Linked DNA regions of Homo sapiens: region 1 is linked to region 2. A link is a loop called in an ENCODE intact Hi-C map of the cell type or tissue named here. Cell type or tissue: gastrocnemius medialis. All regions are shown on one strand. Region 1 overlaps PRKACB (protein kinase cAMP-activated catalytic subunit beta). Region 2 has its middle 35 kb from the start of DNASE2B.

Region 1 (5,000 bases), 270 kb before region 2:
ATAGTATTCCTTTATAATCCTTTTAATTTATCTAGCATCAGTGGTGATATCATAGTTTCATTACTGATTTCTGTAATTAATATCTTCTGTTTTCTTTTTGTTCATTTTGTTTTGATATTTGGTCAGTCTAGTGAAAGTTTTATCATAAGACTTTTGGTTTAATTCATTTTTCTCTACTGCTTTTCTATATATTTTACTGAATATATTATATATAATATAATACTATAATATATAATAATATATACAAAGCTTAAGTTACTGATTTGGAACTTTTCTATTTTACTCTAAATGGTTAAAGCTATGAATTTTTTTTCTAAACCTGCTTTATCTACCTCCAATAAATGTAGATATGCTGTAGTTTATTTTCATTTACCTCAAAATATTTTCTAATTTCCCTTGGAATTTGTTTGTGATTTAATATCTAAATATTTAGAGATTTCTAAAATTTCTTTCTGTTTTTATTTATAACTTAATTCTGCTGTGATTATAGAATATATTTTGAAAGCTTTGGCAAACCCTTCAAATTAATTGAGACATTATATTTTCTAGCATTTGCTTAATATGTAGAATATCCATGTGTGCTTGATAAGAATGTGTATTCTGCTGATGTTAAATTCTGTATTTTATAAATGTCAAGATTTTTTTGATGGTGTTATTTAAGTTGTTTGTCTCTTTTCCAATTTCCTGTCTAGTTTTTCCATCAATTATTGAGAGAGAAGTATGGAAATTTCCAACTATTAGTATTAAATATTTTTCTCCTTTCAATTCTGTCCGTTTTTATTTTAGTACTGTGGGGGCTCTTCTGTTCAATGCATATGCATTTCTAATTGTCACATTTTTCAGATGTATTGGCCTTTTATAATTATGAATGTCCCTTTTGTCTCATAATTTTTCTAGACTTAAAGTCTATTTTGTCTAATATTGATATAGGCATTCCAGCTGTCTTATGGTTACTGTTTGCATGATGAATCTTGTTTTCCTGTTTTTACTTTAGCCTATTTATATCTATGAATCTAAAATGTGTCTCTTATAGATGTTATATAGTTTGATCTTGATTTTTATCCAATCTGATAATTTCTGCCTTTTGATTTGTGTTTCTTCCATTCATAGTTAATGTCACTATTGATATGGTTGGATTTGTAGCTTCCATTTTACTGTTTTCTGTCTCATAGTTTTTGTTGTTCCTCTTTTCCCTTTCTACCACCTTCTTTTCTATTACGTATGTTTTAATTATTTGGTTTTGATTTTTAAAAATAAAATTTAAAAGGCATTTTCTTAATATTTCTTTAGAGATTATAATACACAAGATTATAATTTATCTTATCATAGTTTACTTCAGGATAGTACTGACTTAATTCTAGTGGAATAGAACTGCTTTGATCCAATATAGCTTCATTTCTTTTCCAAATTTGTGTTTTTTCACATATATTTATATATTTTATAAACCCAGCAACATAATGTTGTAATTATTGCCTCATACAACTTTAAGTCTCTTAAAGAAATTAAGAGAGAACAGAAAAAATGTGTATTTATATAGCCTTTTATTTATATATTTACCATTTTTAGTGCTCTTCATTTCTTTCTGTCAATTTGAGCTGTTGTCTAGTATTATTTCCTCTCAGCTTTAAGGACTTAGGTATTTCTGCTTACAACAAATATCCTCCGTTGTTTCTCTGGGAATCTTTCATTTCACCTTTATTTTTGGAGGATAATTTTCCTGGATAGAGAAATGTTGGTGGATGGGTTTGCTTTCTTGTTTCTTTTAGCACTTCATTTCTCTGCCTTCTGGCCCTACTTATTTCTAATGAGAAGTCATTAATCATATTTTTCCCCTGGACGTGATTCATCATTTTTCTCTTGCTGCTTTCATGACTTTTCTCCTTACCTTTCAACAATTTGACTATGATATGTCTCAGTGTGGATCTTTTGGGTTTTATTCTAGTTGGCATTGGCTGAGCTTCTTGGATCCATAGGTTACTGTTTTCCATCAAATTGGGACATTTTCAGCCATTATTCCTTCAAATGTTTTTTCATCACCCTTTGTCTCTCTCCTTTTTTTCTAATTCCCATGAGATATATGTTGGTTCCCTTGATATCCCATAAGTTTCTCAGGCTCTGTCCACTTTTCTCCTGTCTTTTTCTGTGTTCTTCCGACTGGATGATTTCCATTGATCTATCTTCCAGTTCACTGATTTGATCTTTTGCTCTTTTAAATCTGCTGTTGGGCTTACTATACTGAGTTTTAAAATTTTGGTTATTATACTTTTCAAATCTGCACTTTTTATTTTTAAATAGTTTTTCTTTCTATATTGAAAGTTTCTATATGTTGTTCATTACTGTCGTGTTTTCCTTTAGGTATTTAACACAATTTTCTTTTAATTATTTTCATATATGTATAATAGCTATTTTAAAGTCTTTAAAGCCTTTGTCTGCTAAATTCTACACCTGGGCCCATTCAGGGACATTTTTTATTGACTGCTTTTTTTCCTCATTGTGGATCACACAAGTTTTTGTCAAAAATGTGTTTTTTAAAATAACATGTGGTAGTAGCTCTGGGTTTTGATTATTTTTTCCCTGAGGGTTGGTTTTGTTTATTTTTTTATTAAAAACTTCCTTTGTCTTAATCTATGGAATCTGTATCCCTCATGATATGTGACTACTGATTTCTCTGCTTAGTTTTTTCTTCTTATTCTAATTTTTATTTTTTAACCTGGTTTCCTAGGGATTGCCCTGTGTCTCTGTAGCTTAATTGTTATTTAATGATTGATCAGAGGTTGTACTCAAACACTGGGACCAGCCAGTGCTGATGGAACTGTGTGCAAATTGAGGAGCACATGCAGTATTTAGGCAGTTCGGAAGTCTGTACCAGCTTTAACTTTCCACTGGGCCCTCTTTCGTGTCCTTTGTGCTTGTCATTACCTCCTAGTCAGATTGCATAGCAAGGTGGGCAGACTGGGTGGCCTGGTGAACTTACGTAGCCTCTGTCTGTCTCATCTTCATTTACCCCATGCTATGTTTCTTGCTATACCACCAATGTGTTGCTTAGCCCTACCAAGGCCATAGCCTTAGACTGTTAATTTCTTTCAGCTTGCTTTTTTCGTTGACAATATCACTAATGAGTTTTTTGGCCTCCACTTCAAATCAAATCAGCCCCCTCTCATGTCAGCCCCTTCCAGAAGTGAAGCTGCTAGTTTTCATGACCAGCCCTACCCTGGTAGAAGTACTCTCCTGACTGAGCTATAAAGGAGTGGGAGCAGCCCCAGGCAAGAACATCTCTGACTCCCACTGTTTTTAGGCAGAGTTCAGTGGTTCGTCACAAATAAATGTTTCTTAATTTGTTGTTTATGACTGCTCGATTTCCAGAGCCATGAAATCATTGTTTTTGATAATTCTGTTCAGCTTCATAGTTGTTTCTTAGGAAGATTTCCTGACTTACTTCCACATCACCAAAAGTCCTGCCTCACATGGCAACTGTTAAAATGGCAAGTTCACGTGCTGAAGTTCTACTTAACAAGGAACCATTCTATAGATTCTTTGTACCATTTTGGTACAAATTTTGGATCTCTGGTAATCAAAACAATCTGTTCACCATGCTACCCAGTCAGCCCACCTTGCTATACAATCTGTCATCTTAGTCCTGTTTCATGTGAGGAATTTTACATTTCTGCAATAATTGCCAGTAACTTTTTTGTGTATTATTTTCTTTTGAATACCACATGGATGGCATCTGACACTGTTTGTAATGCTGAATTTAATGGAAGTTTACAAATAAGTTATTCTATGATTCTCCTTTAAAAATGCAGATATACATATATGTATATAATATTATTCTCTTCCATAACACAGAATGTTTAAATGGTTAACATTTGTGCTGCAGTATAGCTTTCTGGCTCATGAAAAATGAAAGCTATCAGCGATCTCGGCAATAAGATTCATCGCCAATAGTCACTAGCAACAGCACACAGCATTTTAATATCAGTGAGGTCCACAGCTAGCAGTAAGAGCTGGTGTAATTGAAAGACGTTTAGGTGCAATCATTCTGCTGTTTGCTCCTTGCCAGGTTCAACATGGGATTGTGTGAGTATTTGAAGAAAACAGCAATTTTTTCATATCTTTGAAAGATGTAAAAAGCGTAGATTAGTGCTTAAATTTAAGAAATCTGGTAATTTATAATCATGTGGCTCTAAAATAAAAAGGTATTTTATTTGTCTGGTGGATTAAAGCTTTAGAAAAGCTACGCCTTGGATACAAGTGAACCGATAATTCTGGTCTAATGTTGCCGTGGTAACAACTCATGCTGATATAATTGAGAACATCTTATACATCCTGGTTCGAACATTTTCTCCCTGCCATTTTGAGTTGTTCTAGTGGTATATGAAGGAGGCTGGGATAACTAGCTTGAAAGAAATTCAGTCTAGTTATAGACATCTTTGGCATTAATCTGATGTTTACTAGTGATATCTCATGCTAGGCAGTTATGCTTTGCTTCTAGGGGCTTCTCTTTTTAAAACAAAAGAAAGCTCTTTTCGTTTTCTGTGTGCTGCATGCTCCAGTGTGTGTGTTTACACCATCGGTTCTTCTCCCTCTAGAGATTAGCATAACTCCCTTTGCTGTTGGATTGTTATTTTGAGCAATATGTTTTGGAAAGGTTGGTTTTCATCATGAGTGGTAAGTATGCTCTCTGAGACTCTGCAGCTGTTTATTTAAAAAATATATTTATAAGAGGAAAAAATATTTTTAAAGGGACAGTTATAAAGCCACAGCTACTGTGAATTATATTTTGTGGTGACGCTTTTGTACTTAGGCATTATAGTAAATTGCCTTCAAAAACCAGTAAGAACTGTAAACAATTAATGGCACTATTAATAATCAATACCAATAATCAGTTTCTAATTTTCTTTATGGTTCGATTTATTGTATTTGTTGGGCACTGTTATTAATTGTGTTATAAATTAGTAAGTAGACTAACCATAAGAGAGGATTTTCTTTTAGTATCTGAT
Region 2 (5,000 bases):
AGAAACTTGATGCCTTTAAAACATAATTTTTTTTTTTTTTGAGACTGAGTCTCACTCTGTCGCCCAGGCTGGAGTGCAGTGGCACTATCTCGGCTCACTGCAAGCTCCGCCTCCCGGGTTCACGCCATTCTCCTGCCTCAGCCTCCCGAGTAGCTGGGACTACATTTATCCAGGTTACCCCAAGTTGTTGCACTGAGAGTGTTGGCCTTCCATGGACTTCTACATTTTACCCAGAAGTGAAAGTCTCATACTCACACTTTAAAAAAAAAATCCCTTGTTATTCCTATCTCAATATTTTGTGCATAATACACAATAACTTGTCATGCGAGTTTTTAATTAATGAATAAAGAGATAATTGCCCCCAGTGAGATAGTAATATTTTACTATGAATTTAATGCTCACCGATAAACAAAATACCTTCAGTTCAAGAAAGAATGTGGGCCGGGCATGGTGGCTCACACCTGTAATCCCAGCACTTTGGGAGGCCAAGGTAGGTGGATCACTTGAGGTCAGGAGTTGGCCTGGCCAGCATGGTGAAACCCTGTCTCTACTAAAAATACAAAAAAATGAGGCAGGCGTGGTGGTGCATGCCTGTAATTTCAGCTACTCAGGAGGCTGAGGCAGAAGAATCGCTTGAACCCAGGCGGCAGAGGTTGCAGTGAGCTGAGATCGAGCCACTGCACTCCAGCCTGGTTGAGAGGGAGACTCACCTCAAAAAACAAAAAGAAAAAAAATGTGGTCCATATTCAATATTCATTTAATTCTTACAATACCTCTTATGTAGGAGTTCCGATAATGATCAGAAGGCTAGAGATAGCTACTATTTACTAAGTACTTATTATGTGCCAAGCACCATGCTAAGTATATATAAAAACTCATTTACATATATTTACATATATTAATTCATTTAAACCCTACAGTAAGCTGGAAGATAGGTATTTCTGTCTTCATTTTCACGAGGAAATCAAGGCTGGGAAAGGTTAAATGACTTGTCTAAGTGCTCAAAGCTGATTAATGGAAGAGCTGGGATTCAAACACAGTATGTCTAGTTCCCAGTCTAGATATTTTTCACTGTACTTCAGCTTTTTGTCAGGTATGATACCACAGTTGTCCTGTAGGATTTAATTAAAATACCTGGAATTCCCCAACTTATACCTTTCCTAAGTACTCCAAAAATATAAAATATAATTATGAAGGAGCTATCCCAAGATGATACTGAAAACACTTACAAGTGGGCAGATGGACTTGGTTGCCTCTTAACGGTAGAAATAGTTTTGCCTTATTTACCTGACATTACATTGCGTGGTCTCAGATTTGGATAGCAATAATAATTTTTAAGATGGATGATTATTTAGGATTAGGGATATGTCTGTAGCCATAGTATCGAGTAACCCTGAACCTCACAGGAATTAAACTTATTACTTGGAATTCATTAGCACCTCACTCTTAACCTCTGAGTTAACTAGCCACAGATCAAATAGATCAAATTGCACTTTATAATGGAATAATATATTATTAAAAATGAAAGCCATTCCATTTGTTTATTAAAAATTCATTACTTAAAAAAAAGGCCTAATGTCACATGTTAAATTATTTGTTGTCATTTGGAAAAAGAGAAAGATTTACTTAAAAAGAACGAGTCAGCCATTTTAGATCCTGAGTGAATAAAATGCATGTTTCTTTGGTGCCAACTAGATTTCCCCTTATTCATCTATTTCTCTTAAAATGCTTGTAGAAATATTTTGATGCAATGCTTCCATTCAGGGTACAAAGGAGATGAAAGAAAAATACTCTGGCAGAGTATTTAATCAGGTATATTATTAGATAAGGATAGCTTTAGTTAAAGCAGCATCTACAGATTAGAATTCCTTCTTTTTAAAATGTTCATGGAAAATAAGTGATATAAACTTCTCTTCACCAAATAAGAATTTTAGGAAATAAAAGATTATCAAAAGAGTCCTGGATTCTTTATTATTTCTGCCTGTAAGCTATTATTATTCTGTAAGTGGGGAAATTACTATAAACTGTCATACTTTCAGAAAGAATTGTCTTCACCTAAACACCTCCTTTATGTGTATAATTATAATATCTCTTATATATGTGTGTATATATATCTTACATATATATAAATATGTGGATTTAGCTACATACACACATATATACATATGTACACATAGGGTATATATGTACTATATATGCCTCTATAGCTTATATATGTCTGAATGTATATGAGCTAAGCTAGGTCTTTTGTGTAAATTATTATATAGACATTTCTTGATATTTCAAGATGCTTCCAAATCCATTTTATAATTTCCTCATCATAAAAGTGTGAGATGTTTATAAGAGAAGAAATCATGGTACAAAGAGTTAAGTTAAACGTTCTGTCCGAGATCACAGAGCAGAAGCCAGATGAGAGCCCGGTTGCCCGATGCTCCCTGTTGACGATGCTGCCACCCTCGCTTGATAGGCTTTGCTCCAGCTGAGTCTGAGAAGGACACCATGTCCCCATTTCAATTTCCTTGAATCAATTCACTCAAACAAAAGGTCACTTTAGACAGAAATCCAGTTTGACTGATTTCTCTCACTGTATTGACTAGTTTAAATAAAATGAGCAAATCAGTGTCTTTATTTCTGTGTCACACAGACATAGCCCATATACTAACCAGGTGCTGTAACACCAGCCTCCACGACACATTTAAAACCCTGTCTTCTGAATTAAATACCTTTCTCTCAAATTAGAAAGTGACTAAAAGGCAGGACAGAAAAAAAAAAAAAAAGATAGCTGATGACCCCTTCCTAAGCAAACATTTTTCAAATACAAAGGCTAAAAAAAAAAAGCTGTGTTTAAAAATTGCAACCACCAGGGAGCAAATGTATCGATCGTGTCATTATTTTTTTCCTCCTCGTTGCTAGGATGTGGTCTATATTAAAAGACAGTTGTTGCCTTGGTGAAAATCTTCCCGGAGCAAAGTGATAGTGCTCCCCCTGCTGACCAAGAAGTCCAGGATATTGTTTTCTTGTTTTGCTTTGTTTTGCTTTTTTTCAGTTTAAAACAAAATGAAAAGGGCAATTAGACATCTTTAGCAAATAACTTTGGGCTTTACCTGCAAAACTGTATTGCATTGCAAGAATATCAGAAACTTACTGAAATGATGCCTGAAATGTTCTTTCCTGCTACATATGAGACAAAAAGCAAATTCTGACCATGTGCCACTGCTTGAGGTTGTCTTTGTTTCTTCTCTCTCTCCTGCTCTTTTTTTTTTTTTTTTTTAAGAGTCTTGCTCTGTCGCCCAGGCTGGAGTACAGTAGCATGGTAGCATGATCTCGGCTTACTGCAACCTCAGTCTCCCGGGTTCAAGCAATTCTCCTGCCTCAGCCTCCCAAGTAGCTGGAACTACAGGTGTGCACCACCAGGCCCAGCTAATTTTTGTATTTTTAGTAGAGGCAGGGTTTCACCACGTTGGCCAGGCTTGTCTTGAACTCCTCACCTCAAGTCATCCACCCACCTTAGCCTCCCAAAGTGCTGAGATTACAGGCATGAGCCACCGCGCCCAGCCTGTTTTTTCTAACTCAGGGTGGGCCTGGTGACTCAGATCCTTCTCACCTTACTAATTATTTTGGGATGCCACTGAATTTTTGTAAAGGCCCAGGACAGGAAATTGCTTATAATATTAACTAGTGACTTTTACTAAGCACTAGTTACTTGTAATGAAGGAAAAGGAGAAAGAGAGAGAATTCCACAGAGGTCTTAAGTGTCTTGCACCTCAGGTTTTATTGAATGCATCTAACATTAAAGCTGAGAAGTGGTAGGAGTGGCCTGGTCAGCTTGTGGTGGGGCAGGTGAGCCCCACCGAATGTGAGGTGCCTGCAATTTATCCAGTTAGCTATTAGCAGAGGGAGTAGAGTTCAGGAGAAAGACTGGGGCATGGAGTTACCAATTTTTAAGTCATCAACCTATATGTTACAGTTGAAATCATGAGTATGCATGAGATCATCCTAAGAAAGAATGTAGAAAATGAAAAGACGATTGAGCATAGAAACTTGGGGAACATCACCAGCACTTGAAGAATAGGCAGAAGAGGAACCATTAATGGAAAAGTGAAACAGAAAGCTTAGAGATTTTGGAGAAAAACTAAGAGAAATTATTATTGGATTGAAGTCAAAGGAGAAGAAAATTTCAAGAAAGAAGTCAACAGTGTTAAAAACCAAAGACATGCCAAGAAGGATGAGAACTTCAAGAAACCACTGGCTTTGTTAAGAGGACCCTGGTCACCCCAAGAGAGTTTCAGTATGGTAGTGTGAAAATTGGGTGAAAGCCCAATTTTAGTGGCTCTTTAAATGATAAATGAGAAAGTGAAAGTAATGAGGACAAACGACACAATGAAGACATTTGGCAATAATCAAGAGAAGCAAGGTAGCACCCCGATGAGAGACTGACTGACTTGAACATGTTTGAAGGTTAATGAGGAAGAGCCAATGAAGAGGGAGAGACAAACAAGAGAAGAAATTATTGGTTCTACCAGATTCAAGAGAAGCTGGGAGGGAGGAAAGGAACAAGAGCACTAATTGAGTTTGGAAAAGAGTAAGAATACATTTTCTTCTTGGACAACTAGGAAGTAGGAAAGGAGGTACACGTGACTTTTGAATGGTGGAGGATGATTTTAGGAAGATAGCATGGAGATGAGGGCAAAGAGAGACAAAGATTGCATGCTACAGCAGTTGTTATTGAAGGAAAGGAAGATCAAACCAACTAAAAATGTGTAAAAGCTTCTCGAGGCAGTATAAAGGGAACAGTAAAACAAGAAATATAAAACTAAAAGAGATGAACATTGGTGTGGTTGAGCACTTTTCTCCAGCAGCAACAGGTAAACCAAAGGTGAGAGAAAAAAAAAACTAGTAATTGGGTAGATTCAGAGTTATAGATTGCCATGGCCAATGGAGCAGACAAAAGAGCAGTATCCTGGTGAGATGGCAGCAGTGAATGTTTGGCTGTGGCATAC

The links. Hi-C counts contacts between places; a loop is a spot of excess contacts. Peaks named below come from ENCODE experiments on the same cell type or tissue, not always from the same donor. Only the 100,000 strongest peaks of a DNase experiment are listed, where the experiment ranks them.
Region 1: it touches region 2 in a loop (3-fold over the local background); 5 of 110 quality-filtered maps call a loop at or near these places.

What each region holds. Positions count from the first base shown.
Region 1 is chr1:84,160,346-84,165,345 of GRCh38, forward strand. The region is part of intron 1 of PRKACB (protein kinase cAMP-activated catalytic subunit beta); the gene reads left to right. Among named protein-coding and RNA genes, the nearest start is that of PRKACB, 19 kb to the left of the region's middle. In gastrocnemius medialis, no CTCF peak of the experiment used is centred here; no DNase peak of the experiment used is centred here.
Region 2 is chr1:84,431,000-84,435,999 of GRCh38, forward strand. No RefSeq gene overlaps it. Among named protein-coding and RNA genes, the nearest start is that of DNASE2B, 35 kb to the left of the region's middle. In gastrocnemius medialis, a CTCF peak has its summit at 2,993 (motif pointing left); DNase peaks (open chromatin) are centred at 2,442 and 2,971; H3K4me3 peaks cover 609 bases; H3K27ac peaks cover 320 bases.